Linked DNA regions of Homo sapiens: region 1 is linked to region 2. A link is an interaction called in ENCODE POLR2A ChIA-PET data of the cell type or tissue named here. Cell type or tissue: OCI-LY7. All regions are shown on one strand. Links, peaks and the distances in the headings refer to the core of each region. The heading gives the core; the rest is flanking DNA.

The links. ChIA-PET counts read pairs that join two places held together with the same protein. Peaks named below come from ENCODE experiments on the same cell type or tissue, not always from the same donor. Only the 100,000 strongest peaks of a DNase experiment are listed, where the experiment ranks them.
Region 1: POLR2A ChIA-PET joins it to region 2 with 11 read pairs; 5 of 35 experiments call an interaction of 5 or more read pairs at or near these places.

The regions. Positions count from the first base shown.
Region 1 is chr17:76,969,745-76,976,412 of GRCh38, reverse strand. No RefSeq gene overlaps it. Among named protein-coding and RNA genes, the nearest start is that of MGAT5B, 100 kb to the right of the region's middle. RefSeq lists an enhancer at 6,411-6,668. In OCI-LY7, for the core only: no CTCF peak of the experiment used is centred there; no DNase peak of the experiment used is centred there.
Region 2 is chr17:76,841,243-76,847,910 of GRCh38, reverse strand. No RefSeq gene overlaps it. Among named protein-coding and RNA genes, the nearest start is that of LINC00868, 12 kb to the left of the region's middle. RefSeq lists enhancers at 2,744-3,572, 6,104-6,620. In OCI-LY7, for the core only: CTCF peaks have their summits at 3,683 and 3,882 (motif pointing right); DNase peaks (open chromatin) are centred at 1,310, 2,750, 3,950 and 5,830; H3K4me3 peaks cover 2,181 bases; H3K27ac peaks cover 4,870 bases.

The sequences.
Region 1 (6,668 bases), core at 535-5,534, 130 kb before region 2:
AGAGAGCTTATAATAAAAAACAACAGCCTCCTGTCTTATCCTTCCTTCCTTCCCTGGTTCACCCCCTGGAGGTATCCTGGAGGGTTAGACTGCAGTCTAACCACTTCTAATTGCCCTCTTTCTGGTGGTTGTCTCTGAAAGTCTAGATAATGTACAAATATTACTATTTCTTGATTTTTCAACTTTAACCAAAAGCCATTGGATTCCCACTGTGAAACATGAAGATTCAGCTCACTTCCTTCTCTTCCCCCTCCGCCTCTCCTAGTTTGATGGTGGTTGTTATTTGGGTTGCACTGTATACCTTTTAACTCTAGTAGATGAATCTCTATTTTATGTGGCATCAACTTTTGACAGTATCTCTTTGTAATTCATCTCTTTTCCCAGCAATTCTTTCCACTCCTGATGACCATTTTGATTTTTACATTGTCAAAGTTCTCCACACTTACCATCTGTCCCTGAACTTCAACCACGTCTTCTCTGTGTTATCCATAGCTTGATTCTAAAAGTTGAAAAGAATAAGATGTTCGTATTTTTATGTCCGCGCAAATATTTTTTGCTGTTGGATCAAGCAGTATACGAAAATATTCACTTTGGGTCCAATGTCCAACCTTGGATCACTCATAGATTATTTCTAACATCAAGGACCAATAGATTCTCTTTTCTCACACTGAATCAATAGCTTACAATCATGTCACATTTAATATTTTTTGAGTTGGGTCATCATTTTCTCATATAATTGTTTATTTTTCCTAGAGTTTCTAATTGCCTTTTTTGTATTATGTACTTTAATCATATCTCCATCATACTATAAATTCCATGGCATTCCTTTTTCCCTAGGCAACCTCCCTTTTAGAGTCTACTCTTCTTGCTACAATTTTCACTGGTTGGTCTCTAGGCCTAGGGTTACAGGATCCTTGGTGTGTCAATTTTTTTCCCAGAAACCTCTGTGGCCAGTGGCACCTTTGCCTGAGTTCTTGTCCTGTGTCCAGGAAGAATGAGGTACACAGACAAGTGAAGGATGAGCAAGACGAAGAGGAGCTTTATTGAGTGTTACAACAGCTCAGTAAGACCCGCAACAGTAGGTCATCTCTGTAGGCAGGTTGTCCCATCAAGTGTTCAGCAATCAGCAGAGAGGAGGCCTTGGAAAGTGTGGCTCCCCTCTGCAGGTAGGTCATTTGGATGTCTCTGCAGGGCTCTGAGGTTCTCAACAGAGAGGGTAGCTCCTCTCTGCAGCCGGCTGTCCTGTCATATATCTGCTCAGCTCTGGCTGATCCTGGGGCTTTTATGGGCCTCAGAGAGGAGGAAGTGTATGGGCAGCCATGGGTGGGCTCGGAAAAGGCACCAGTTCCCACTTCAGTCAGTGGGACTGGCAGCCTGGCCCCTAGCCTTCAGGACCTCCCTGGCCTGAAGGTGATGCCTCACCAGGGACCTGCCCACTTCTGCCGGGAACCTGCCTCCTGCTGCTGTTCATGGCACCTGGGCTCAGCCTGACTTTTCTCCAAGATCAGAGCAGGCATTGACAGCAGAAAGCCAGAGAGTGGGGGCAGGCACTTCTGAGCCTGCGAGGGCAGGGGTGCCTTCCTGGGACCCCAGCAGTGCAGAGATGCCTGAGTCTGCTGCTGCAGTTTGGGTGGCTCCAGTGGCACCTGGGAGGGCAGGGCTCCTGCCTGCTCCTGGCCCCCCAAGAGCACAAGGAAGCTCAGATCTGCTGCCACAACTTGGGTGGCTGCCGCCCCACCAGGAGGCCCTGCTCTGTAGAGTGTACAGCCCCAGCCATGCCTCCCAGCATGATGGCAGCGCCAGGCCATCTGGAGCAGCTGCTGCCATCACTAGGGTCACCCATCACCTTGGTTTGCCCAGGACTGCAAGGTTCCCCAGGAGATGACTTTCAGTACTGAAACTAAAAAGTCCCAGCCAACTGGGATGAGTTGGTCACCCTGTCTAGGCCTGAGATCAAATCTCAGAACTTCCCTTGACTCTCTTCTAGGTTGGATTCAGTTTCCTGGATCTTCCTCTTTCTTTGTTTACTCCCTGATTTCTCTGGAGAACATCGTCAAGCAACTTTTAAAGAAAGGCAGCCGGGTGCAGTGGCTCACGCCTTCAATCCCAGCACTTTGGGAGGCTGAGGCGGGCGGATCCCAAGTTCAGGAGATCGAGACCATCCTGGCTAACACGGTGAAACCCCATCTCTACTAAAAATACAAAAAATTAGCCGGGCGTGGTGGCGGGCGCCTGTAGTCCCAGCTACTCAGGAGGCTGAGGCAGGAGAATGGCATGAACCCGGGAGGTGGAGCTTGCAGTGAGCCGAGATGGCACCACTGCACTCCAGCCTGGGCGGCAGAGCAAGACTCTGTCTCAAAAAATAAATAAATAAATAAAATAAAGAAAGGCTGTGTTTGTATATGTATATCAAATCATCACATTGTACACCTTAAATATACACAATTTCTATTTGTCAATGGTACTTCGATAAAGCTGGGGGAAAATGTTTAAGTGGGTGTGCTGAAGATAATCTGTGTCTTTACGTGTTTGAAATGTCTTTATTCTGCCATGAGGTTTTTGACAGATAATGTAGCTAGATATATAATTCCAGGTTGAAAATAATTTTCCCTTCTAACATGCAGCCATCCTGCACCCATTCCCTTCTAGCACCCAGTGTTACTGGTAGGCAATGGGGTCCTAGTCTGCCCTCCTTTCTTTCTGTACAGAGCCTGCTCCTCTTCTTTCTGGGTTCCCCAGCTCTGTTTCCTTTAGCTTTTGCATTTTGAGATTGTGTATGTTCCAGTCCTTCTATTGAACTTTTCATTTTAGCAAGCATATTTGTTCATCTCCGGAGCTCTTTGATGGTTCTCTGGGGTTTTCTTATTCCAAGAAAACTGAGCTCTCTTATAGATGGAATATATTCTGCAGTCTGCCTGAGTATATTCATTAGAGGGCTTAAATGCTATCTTCTGTTCCGTGAATTATTTCTGCTTCCTCTGGGCCAGTGTTTTTATTGCTTTCCTGCTTTTTCTCCTTCGCATGGATGGTCTTCAAATGCCTGGGGATCCTTCATGGCTCATTCACATGTAAGAGGGAAGGACACGTGTAAGAGGGTGGCAGGTTGGCATTTCCTCTGCTATGGAGTCAATTGGCCTCTCCATCCCCTCCTGTGTAGGCTGGGGTGGGGGCCTGTATGTGGGATGGGCAGGGATTTTCTCTGGAGCATCAACATCTTCACAGGTGCACACTCATAGTTGGCGGCCTTGCGGTTCAGAGGCCTTAGCTTTCCCCAGCAGTTTTCTTCTTTAGCGAAGAGCCTTCCAGGGTGTCGCTGAGTGAAATGCACAGAGGGCGGGAGAGGGTGAACCGCTACTTATGCAGTTATTTCATAAACGACCGTCAGTGACTCCCCTATGCTCAGCAACCAAATGTTGCTCTACAGAATCTCTTGCCCCTGAGCCCCGAGTCTCGGAGGCTCTGTCTGGTCACTGCCCCTCTCTCTGCAATTCTATCCTGAGCTGCAGCACTCTCTACCTGTGTAGCAAGCAACGCCTGCCATCCACTGTCTCCCAGGGATTGGTGACCCCCCACCCCTGTCCTTGTGTTGTGGGTTTATTCCTTTTAGTCTATTACATTTGCATTTCAGGGCCAGGGGGCGGAGGGGAGCTTGGAAGATTCTCATATGCACAGCCTTCAAAACAGAAGCTTTGCCTCAAGATTGAATTGGGGCTTGCCATGAAATAGAGGCTCCCATGACACAAATAAAATTGGACATTTATGGACGCTTGTAACACGCGAGCCTCTGTATTTTACATGCTTTGTCTTTTTTAGTTCTCATTGTTTTTATCCCCATTTTACAATTTAAAACTGAGATGTATAAAAATTAAGGAATTTGCTCCAAATCACATGGCAGGTAGAAAGTGGAGGCAGAATTCTAACCCCCGCCCACTCAAAGTGAAATCAGCCAAGTACCTGCCAAGCAGCTGGGGAGATGTTCCTGTGGGGCTGCTTCCAAAACCCCCACCCACATTTGTGTTACAGGAAAACTGCACACACCAGGCTTCCTCCAGAAGCTTCCCCCAAGAGAGGCAGCCTTGGGAGCCATCTGACCCAGCCTGGGGCAGGTATGGGGCTGCATCCTGCCCCTTCCTCTCTTCCATGCCATTAATGGGCCTCAGCTAGAGCCTCCCCTGGGGCCACCTCCTGCTCTGACAGCTGTAGGGAAGAGGAGGGAGCTGAGACTTCCTTCAAGCTGAGCCTAAGGCAGAGCTGTTCCACGGCATTCCCTCCCCTGGGCTGCAGGTAACACCACCCGAATGAGACGGGAATAAACACAGGGTGGGTTACAGGATAATTACAAAATTCCAGGCAGCAGTTTTGTCAGAAATGTTGGAACCAGAGCAACTCCATCTTGAATAGGGGCTGGGTAAAAACAGGCTGAGGCCTGCTGTGAGATAAGAGGTCAGCACAAGATACAGGTCATAAAGACCTTGCTGATAAAACAGTTTGCAGTAAAGAAGCCCACCAAAGCCGAAACCAAACCAAGATGGCAACGAGAGTGACCTCTGGTCGTCCTCACTGCTACACTCCCACCAGCACCATGACAGTTTACAAACGCCATAGCAACATCAGGAAGTTACCCTGTATGGTCTAAAAAGGGGAGGCATGAATAATCCACCCCTTGTTTAACATATAATCAAGAAATAACCATAAAAATGGGCAACCAGCAGCCTCGTCTGTACAGTAGCCATTCTATTATTCCTTTACTTTCGTAATAAACTTGCTTTCACTTTATTCTACAGACTTACCCTGAATTCTTTCTTGCACAAGATCCAAGAACCCTTTCTTGGGGTCTGGATTGGGACCCCTTTCCTATAACAATTTCACACGACTAGAGGTTATGGGCCGGTAAAACCCTGAAAACCAGGGTGTGTGGACCAAGCTGGCTGAGACCAACAGGACCCACCAAGGTGCTGGATGTGAGCCGGGTTCCTCCTAGGACCTCGTTATATGCTCATTAACATCCTAAATCACACACCTGCCAGCGCCAGGACAGTTCCAAGACCACCCGTATTTGGTGTAAAAATGAGTGGCACCACAATTCTGAGAAACGTCCACCTTTTTTCCAGGAATTTTCATGAATATCCCATCCCTTGGCTAAAGAAACCCATAAGGATGAAACCCCAAACCCCACTGTGCGATCCTGTCTTGAGAACGCCACACTCCCCTTTCTTGAGTGTGTACTTTTCGCTTTGCAATAAATCTCCATACTTTCACTGTTTTCTGACTCATCCTTGAATTCCTTCTCGAAATGGTGTCAAGAGCTGGGGTTGAGGTCCCAACGGCATTCGGGGACCTCCCCAGGCCCATCGGTATCATGAAGAGTAAAGTGACAGCCACTGCGTACTGAAGGACTACCATGGTCAAATACATCAGCTCCAATTCTCCATAACCCTTAAAGATAGGGACTAGCATCCCCATTCTCCTGATAAGAAAACTGAGGCTCAGCGGTGAAGGAACTTGCCCAAACCACCCAGCTGGTCAGCGGCAGAGCCGGACTTGAACTGGGTCTGAAATGTGCTCATGCCAGCGTGCCCTATAGACAGCGACAGGACTTCTACCTCCTCCACAGCCTGGCATGGCCCTGTTTAAATTTCGGTGCTGCAGAAGGAATAGCACTCGAATATAAAATTTTCTTTTTTAATTCTTAGCAAGGCAAGTTACTTCTATAGAAGGGTGCGCCCTTACAGATGGAGCAATGGTGAGCGCACACTTGGACAAAGGAGAGGAAGGGGGCTCTTATCCCTGAGGCACGTGGCCCCTGCTGCTGTGTCGTTCCCCTATTGGCTAGGGTTAGACCGCACAGGCTAAACTAATTCCGACTGGCTAATTTAAAGAGAATGATGGGGTGAGTGCTTTGGCTGGAGTCAGGGCAGAGCAGGTAGCAGGTAATCTGAATGAGTCAGGGTGGAGCAGGTGATCAGAATGAGTCAGGGTGGAGCAGGTGATCAGAATGAATCAGGGTGGAGGACATAATCAAAAAAGGTTGCTTTACGAGAAAGTTAAGTTTAAAAGTAGAAGGCAAAGAATTGAACATAGTGACATATTAATTCTTTGAAAATAAGTTTAGAACTCATATCTAATAGCCCTAAGGTGCAGCCAGGCCCCAAAGCCTGGGCTAAGGCTCAAGAGGCCCCTAGCCAAGGCGTTCCCAACGCCACTGGGTTGCGACCCTTGGGAGTTTTCAAAGGTGAACCTTGGGCACTGCCCCCTTCAGACCCATTGTCTGGGAAAAACAGCCACCTGATTGTTGGCCAAGATTCCGGATTAATCCTTCACCTGCCTGGCCCCAGCTGGCCACTTGACCCAGTGCTGTGCCCCAGCCAGGGATGTGTCCTTGCAGCCAGCAGCCCTTCCTTCAGCATTAATCACGTTTACAGCTGGCTCACAGAGCTGCCAGCCTGGTAGATGCAGCTGCGGAGAATGTGGGTTGAGGGGTGGTGGTAAAAAAAAAAAAAAAAAAACTCGCGGAGTCCAGGGAAGGGGGAGGGGGTGTGGGTGGGAATGACAGGAAAGGAACAGGATGTGAGGTCTAACTTTTAAGGGTAATTGTCACAAAGACTGGAGATTGTAGAGAAAACATTTGCAAAAGCATCTAGCCCACTGCCTCCCCTCTCCCAGAGGAA
Region 2 (6,668 bases), core at 966-5,965:
ATCACCCCAGAGGAAGACTCCATTCCCACTAAGCAGCCACCCCTCATTCTCCCCTCCCCCAAGCCCCTGGGGACCACTAACCTGCTTTCTGTCTCTATGATTTACCAATTTGGGATATCTCACATACATGAGATTATAAAATATGCGCTCTTTTATGCAGTTTTCTTCTTTTTTTCTTTGAGACAGGGTCTTGCTCTGTCATCCATGCTGGAGTACAATGGCATGATCACGGCTCACTGCAGCCTTCACCTCCTGGGTGCAAATGATCCTCCTACCCCAGCCTCCCAAGTAGTTGGGACCACAGGCATCCACCATCCAGCCTGGCTAATTTTTTTTTTTTTTTTTTTTGGAAAGACGAGGTTTTCCTATGTTGCCCAGGCTGGTCTCAAACTCTTGAGCTCCAGCAATCCTTCCTTGGCCTTCCAATATGATGGGATTACAGACATGAGCCACCCATGCCCGGCCTTTTGTGTAATGTTGTAAAGGTTCATCTACATCGTAACAGATATTAGAACTTCATTCCTTTTTATGACTAAATATTTCATGGTATGGCTACACCACATTTTGTTTATCCATTCATCAGATGATGGACATTTGGGTTGTTTCCACCTTTTGACTACTGTGAATAATGATGCCCTGATTCTCCACCACCACCTACTCCTTCTCCTCCCCCTCCTCCCCTTGTTCTCCTCCTCCTCCTCTTCATTTTTCTCCTTCTCCTTCTTATGATTATTCTTATTTCTCTCCCTCGTCCTCATCTCCTTCCTCTTCCTCCTCATCTCCTTCCTCTTCCTCCTCTTCTTCTTTTAGTTAAAAATTTTGGCTGGGTTAAATAGCTCATTTGTAATCCCAGCACTTCAGGAGGCAGAGGTGGGAAGATTGCTTGAGCCCAGGAGCTCAAGACCAGCCTGGGCAATGTAGTGAGACTCCCATCTCTACAAAAACTCTAAAACTTAGCCAGGCATAGTAGCATGTGACTGTAGTCACAGCTACTGAGGAGGCTGAGGTGGGAGGATCACTTGAGCCTGGGAGGTTGAGGCTGCAGTGAGCTTCGATCACACCATTGCACTCCAGCCTGAGCGACAGAGTGAGACCCTGTCTTAAAAAATAATAGAAAAATAATTTTGTTTGAAAAAGTAATACTTGTACACAGTACAAAATTTAAAGGGCTCTCACAGAGCATATGGTGAATTGTCTCTTTTCCACACCTGCCCCTCACAGCCATCCAGTTCCCCTCCATGGAGTCAACCTTGGCACCAGTTTCTTGTACCTTCCTGTATCCTTAGTACTGTTTGTAATGTGCGGCAACAGACACTAACACAGGCACTTCCTGCTCTGTGGGTTGAATGGTTGTGGAAAGCATCTGGAAGAGCTGTTCAGTTAGAAAGAGTTCATTCTCTCCCTGGCTAGAACCCCCCCTCAAGAAACAATCCAAGCCTCAAGTTAAGACCCATTATGGAGGTGTTAGGAAAATTTATCCAGAGTGGTAGAAATGGTATGAACACAGCAATAAATTAAGAGTCAGTTGTGGCCAGGCTCAGTGGCTCATGCCTGTAATCCCAGCACTTTGGGAGGCGGAGGTAGGTGGATCATCTGAGGTCGGAGTTCAAGACCAGCCTGGCCAACATGGTGAAACCCTGTCTCTACTAAAAATACAAAAATTAGCCAGGCATTGTGGTGGGTGCCTATAATCCCAGCTATTTGGGAGGCTGAGACAGGAGAATCACTTAAACCCAGGAGGCAGAGGTTGCAGTGAGCCGAGATTGTGCCACTGCACTCCAGCCTGGGCAACAAAGAGCGAAACTCCATCTCAAAAAAATAAAAATAAAATAAATTAAGTCAGTTGTAAAGATGCAAAGACTAATTAGCAGAGGGAGAGGCTCTTCAAAACAGGCACGGAGAGCCCCACTCAACAGCTGTGCCTTAAGTACGATGGGAGGTCCCCACGGGAGGGAGGGAGGAAGCCAAGGGTCGCAGCTGGAAGAAAAGTGAGCTAAGAGGAAAGCAACCCCATAGCTGATCATTTATTTGGGAGAGCCGGGCCAGGTCCTGACTGAGAAAAGACCTCATGGACTTGAGGCCCAGTGCTGCTATCTTTAAAACAGTCCACCCGTGAGGTCAGCTCTGAGCTGGCTTCTGGGAACTTGGCACTTGAACCACTCCTCCATTCCCTGGCTGATAAGGGTGACTCACTGTGCCTAGCCTGTGTATGCAAACAATATGGGTTAGGATAAATAACTGCTTTTTTTCTTTTCTTCATTTATTTATTTATTTTTGAGACAGGGTCTTGCTCTGTTGCCCAGGCTGGAGTGCAGTGGTGTAATCTTGGCTCACTGCAACCTCCACCTCCCAGGCTCAAGTGATCCTCCACCTCCTGAGTAGCTGGGACCACAGGTGCATGCCCCCATCCTGGGCTAATTTTTTTATTTTATTTTTGTACAGATTGGGTCTTGTTATGTTACCCAGGCTGGTCTAGAACTCCTGAGCTTAAGCAAGCCTCCTGCCTCAACCTCCCAAAGTGCTAGGATTACAGGCATGAGCCATTGAACCTGGCCCAACACCTGCTTTTCTTATGGGAGAGTTTTTTTTTAAAGTTGCTCAGTAGGGATTGCCTATGTGACCAGCCCTCAGTAAAAACCTTGGGTTCTGAGTCTCTAAGGGGTATCCCTGGGCAGACATATTGCACATGTGTTTCTCTCGGCTGGGGAAGGAGCATGCTCTGTGAGCGCCCTCGAGGGAAGGAGGAAGCCCCTGATGGCTGTAACAGAATGCTGCAGACTCCACTGGGTCCCATGAGCCCTTCTGGCAAATCACCAAGTGTGTGGGCCGTCCCAGGGACCGCCACAACCAGGACCAAAAGGAAAGATGGAAACTGAGTAGCAATCTACAAAAACTGTCTCAGGAATCAAGAATCGGTTTGTGCTATATTTATGGGTTGCCTTGGTTACGAATAGTCAAAAAATTTAGAACCCCTGTGGGCTTAGCAGAGCAGTCATGAAAGACTGGCCTGGGTGAGGTTCGTGGTGAGAGAATGCAGAAGAGGACCTAGGAGAGGCATTGCAGGGAGTCGAGCCCTCACAGAACTGCCCAGCATCCCAGGTCACAGGTCCAGCAGGGCTGTACTGTCTGCTGTTTGGGGACCACCAGCCATTCTTCACTGTTAAGACAGGAGCACCCCACAGCAGCCTGACCACATCCCCCACTCCAGGCCATCCCTGCTCATGTCATGGCCCTTTTCCAGGGCTGTGATTCCAATCTGTCCCGCAGGGGGTCTTCCTGGTGACTTGTCTCCATATCCGTCCCCCTTCTCTCTTCCCCAGAATACGTTCAGTCATCAGTGATTCCTCCTAACAGCAAATCTCCCGGGCCTGGGGCCTGTCAAAGAGGAGCCCCACCTGCCTCTGGTCTTGGTCCACAATGCATTTAGGGCATCACGATTTTGCAGTGACCTTCAGAAGGTCTCTACAATAAGAGTGCCTAGCAGGCACGACTGTGACCATGGAGGTTATGGCAAGAGTATGACTCAGAGTTCCAGAGGGGCCGGGAGTCATCAGAAGCTCTGCACAAGCTCCACTCCTGCCTCTGGCATCACAGAACAGATGATCTGGGGACAGGCACACTCCAGGAAACACAAGCTGAACTCAGCTGCTCCTGCCCTGATGGGACACCTATTGATTTTCTGAGATCCTTGTAGAAATGGTGCACTGTGTGCTCTGTGGGCTGGGGAAGGGGTGTAAGCTTAATCGCTAAGCCTGACCAGTCTCTCCTGTTTGAACACACACAAGCACACAGACACGTTCCCATGTGCACACCTGGCACCTGCATGGGTCGACTGGCTGTGATGCAACTGAGTCCCCTTCCCCAGGAGGCCACCAGATGTCCCCACCTCCAGGGTCAGGCCAGCAAAGGGGCCCACCTTCATTTGACCACCCCGACTGCTGGTCCTGGAGCTGGGTTCCTGGAGGGGCTTCCTCAGAGGCAGAAGTGCTTCCTGCCTCCCAGACAGCAGCCACATGGCTCCCTCACAGCCGAGGATGCTAAAGAGCCACAGACCATGTGCCTCAACCAGCAGAAATCTATTATTTCACAATTTTTCTTTTCTTCTTTTAGAAACAGAGTCTCGCTCTGTTGCTCAGGCTGGAGTGCAGTGGTGCAATCACGGCTCACTGCAGCCTCAATCTCCTGATCTCAAGCTATCCTCCCTCCTCAGCATCCGGAGTAGCTGGGACCACAGGTGCATGCCACCATGCCCAACTAATTTGTTTTTTTTTAAAAGATGGGGTCTCAGCTGGGTGTGGTGGCTCATGCCTGTAATCCCACACTTTGGGAGGCTCAGGCTGGTGGATCATCTGAGGTCAGGAGTTCGAGAACAGCCTGACCAACAGGCTGAAACCCTGTCTCTACTAAAAATACAAAAATTAGCCGGGTGTGGTGGCGCACACCTGTAGTCTCAGCTACCTGGGAGTCTGAGGCAGGAGAATCGTTTGAACCCAGGAGGTGGAGGTTGCAGTGAGCCAAGATCATGCCACTGCACTCTGCCTGAGCGACGGCGAGACTCTGTCTCAAAAAAAAAAAAAAAAAAGATGGGGTCTCACTATGTTGCCCAGGTTGGTCTCAAACTCCTGGCCTCAAATGATCCTTCTACCTTGGCCTCCAAAAGTGCTGGGATTACAGGCAAGAACCACCTAGCCCAGCAATTTTTCCACAATTCTGAAACCTAGAAGTCCAAGTTCAAGGTGTTAGCAGGGTTGGGTTTTTGTTCACGCCTCCTACGTTGGCTTGCATGACCTTCACCTGGTCTTCCCTGTGTCTGTGTCCCTCTTCTTGTAAGGACACCCATCATGTTGGATAGGGCCCATTTTCACTTAATTTTTATTTTATTTTGAGACGGAGTTTCACTCTTGTCGCCCAGGCTGGAGTGCAGTGGTGCAATCTCGGCTCACTGCAACCTCCGCCTCCCAGGTTCAAGCGATTATCTTGCCTCAGCCTCCCAAGTAGCTGGGATTACAGGTGCCACCACCATGCCCGGCTAATTTTGTATTTTTACTAGAGACGGAGTTTCAACTGTTGGCCAGGCTGGTCTCAAACTCCTGACCTCAGGTGATCCACCTGCCTTGGCCTCCCAAAGTGCTGGGATTACAGGCATGAGCCACTGCACCTAACCTAATTACCTCTTTTTTCTTTTTTTTTGAGATGGAGTAGCCCTCTGTTGCCCAGGCTGCAGTGCAGTGGTGTGTGATCTCAGCTCACTGCAACCTCCACCTCCTGGGTTCAAGCGATTCTCCTGCCTCCCGAGTAGCTGGGATTACAGGCACATGCCACCATGCCTGGCTAATTTCTGTATTTTTAGTAGAGACAGAGTTTCACCATGTTGGCCAGGCTTGTCTTGAACTGATACCCCCACCTCAGCCTCCCAAAGTGCTGAGATTACAGGTGTGAGCCACAGTGCCTGGCCCTAATTACCTCTTTAAAGACCCTGTCTCCAATGGTCACATTCTGAGCTACAGGGTTTGGGGTTCTAACATACGAATTTGGTGAGATGAATGCAATTCAGCTCTTAAAAGGTGCCCACTCAGAGAACTGCCACCCAGCAGCAAAAGGGTTAAAGGCAGAAGCCGGGTAGGGGTGGAGAGCTGGGGGGAGTGTGTGTCTGCATTAAGTAGATTAAGTGGGAGGGACTGCTCCAAGCCTCAGCTATAATTAGAGAAATTAAAGTCCCGGCTGGAAAGAGCAGGAGCTCTCCTGCCTTATCATTAATGGGGAGTGTGCTGGTGCTCCGGGGAAGTTTGGGTTTGCGGCTGCTGGGACCTGTAATAAGGGGAGGAAGTGAGCTGACTCCAGCCAAGGTGCTTGGTGCATGGCTCAGAATAGACCTGGGTATGCATGAGACCATCCTAAGGTCTCTGGGAGCCCAGCCTGCAAGCCTCCAGGTTCCCCCAGCCAAAGCCCACCCCAAGTGATCCCCCCACCCTCTACCAGAGGAGCACTGGCCGGTCCAGCTCCGACTGGTCAGGGCACTCGGCCCCTCTCCCCACGAACAGCGCAATTTGCTGCCTGAGCTACAAGAGGTGTTTGTTTGAAACATGAAGGTACTGAAGGACTGATCCAGGTGCCCTGGACCCACTGGGTACAAGGGGAAACTAGTCCCTTCCGGAGGACGCTGCTGGAGGGGGTGGGGTCAGGTCCAGTAAGGAGCAGAGTGGAACCCCCTTGCGTGGCTGCATCAGAGGCCACCCAGGGGCCACAGCATGGGCAGTCACAACTCCAGCGTGGGGGTAGTGATGACTTCCCTTGCTCAGGAATTCCAGCTTTTGTCTTCCTTCTACCCTTCACCCAAAAGACCGGAACCGGGGGAGAAAAAAAGGGAGTGTCCTGGGGCAAAGGGAGACACAGCCCTCCACAGACATGGGTGGGTGGGGGGAACAAAAGGAGAGAGAGAGGGGGAGAGACTGAGAGGCAGAGAGAGAGAGAGAAAGGGAGGGAGAGGCAAAGAGAGAGGGAGAGACAGAGAGGTGGGGTGGGGGGAGGGAGAGACAGAGAGGCAGAGAAAGAGGGAGAGAGAGACAGAGAGGGAGAAAGAGAGGGAGAGATAGAGAGGGATAGAGAGGCAGAGAGAGAGAGGGAGAGAGAGGGAGAGACAGAGATGCAGAGAGAGAGGGAGGGAGAGG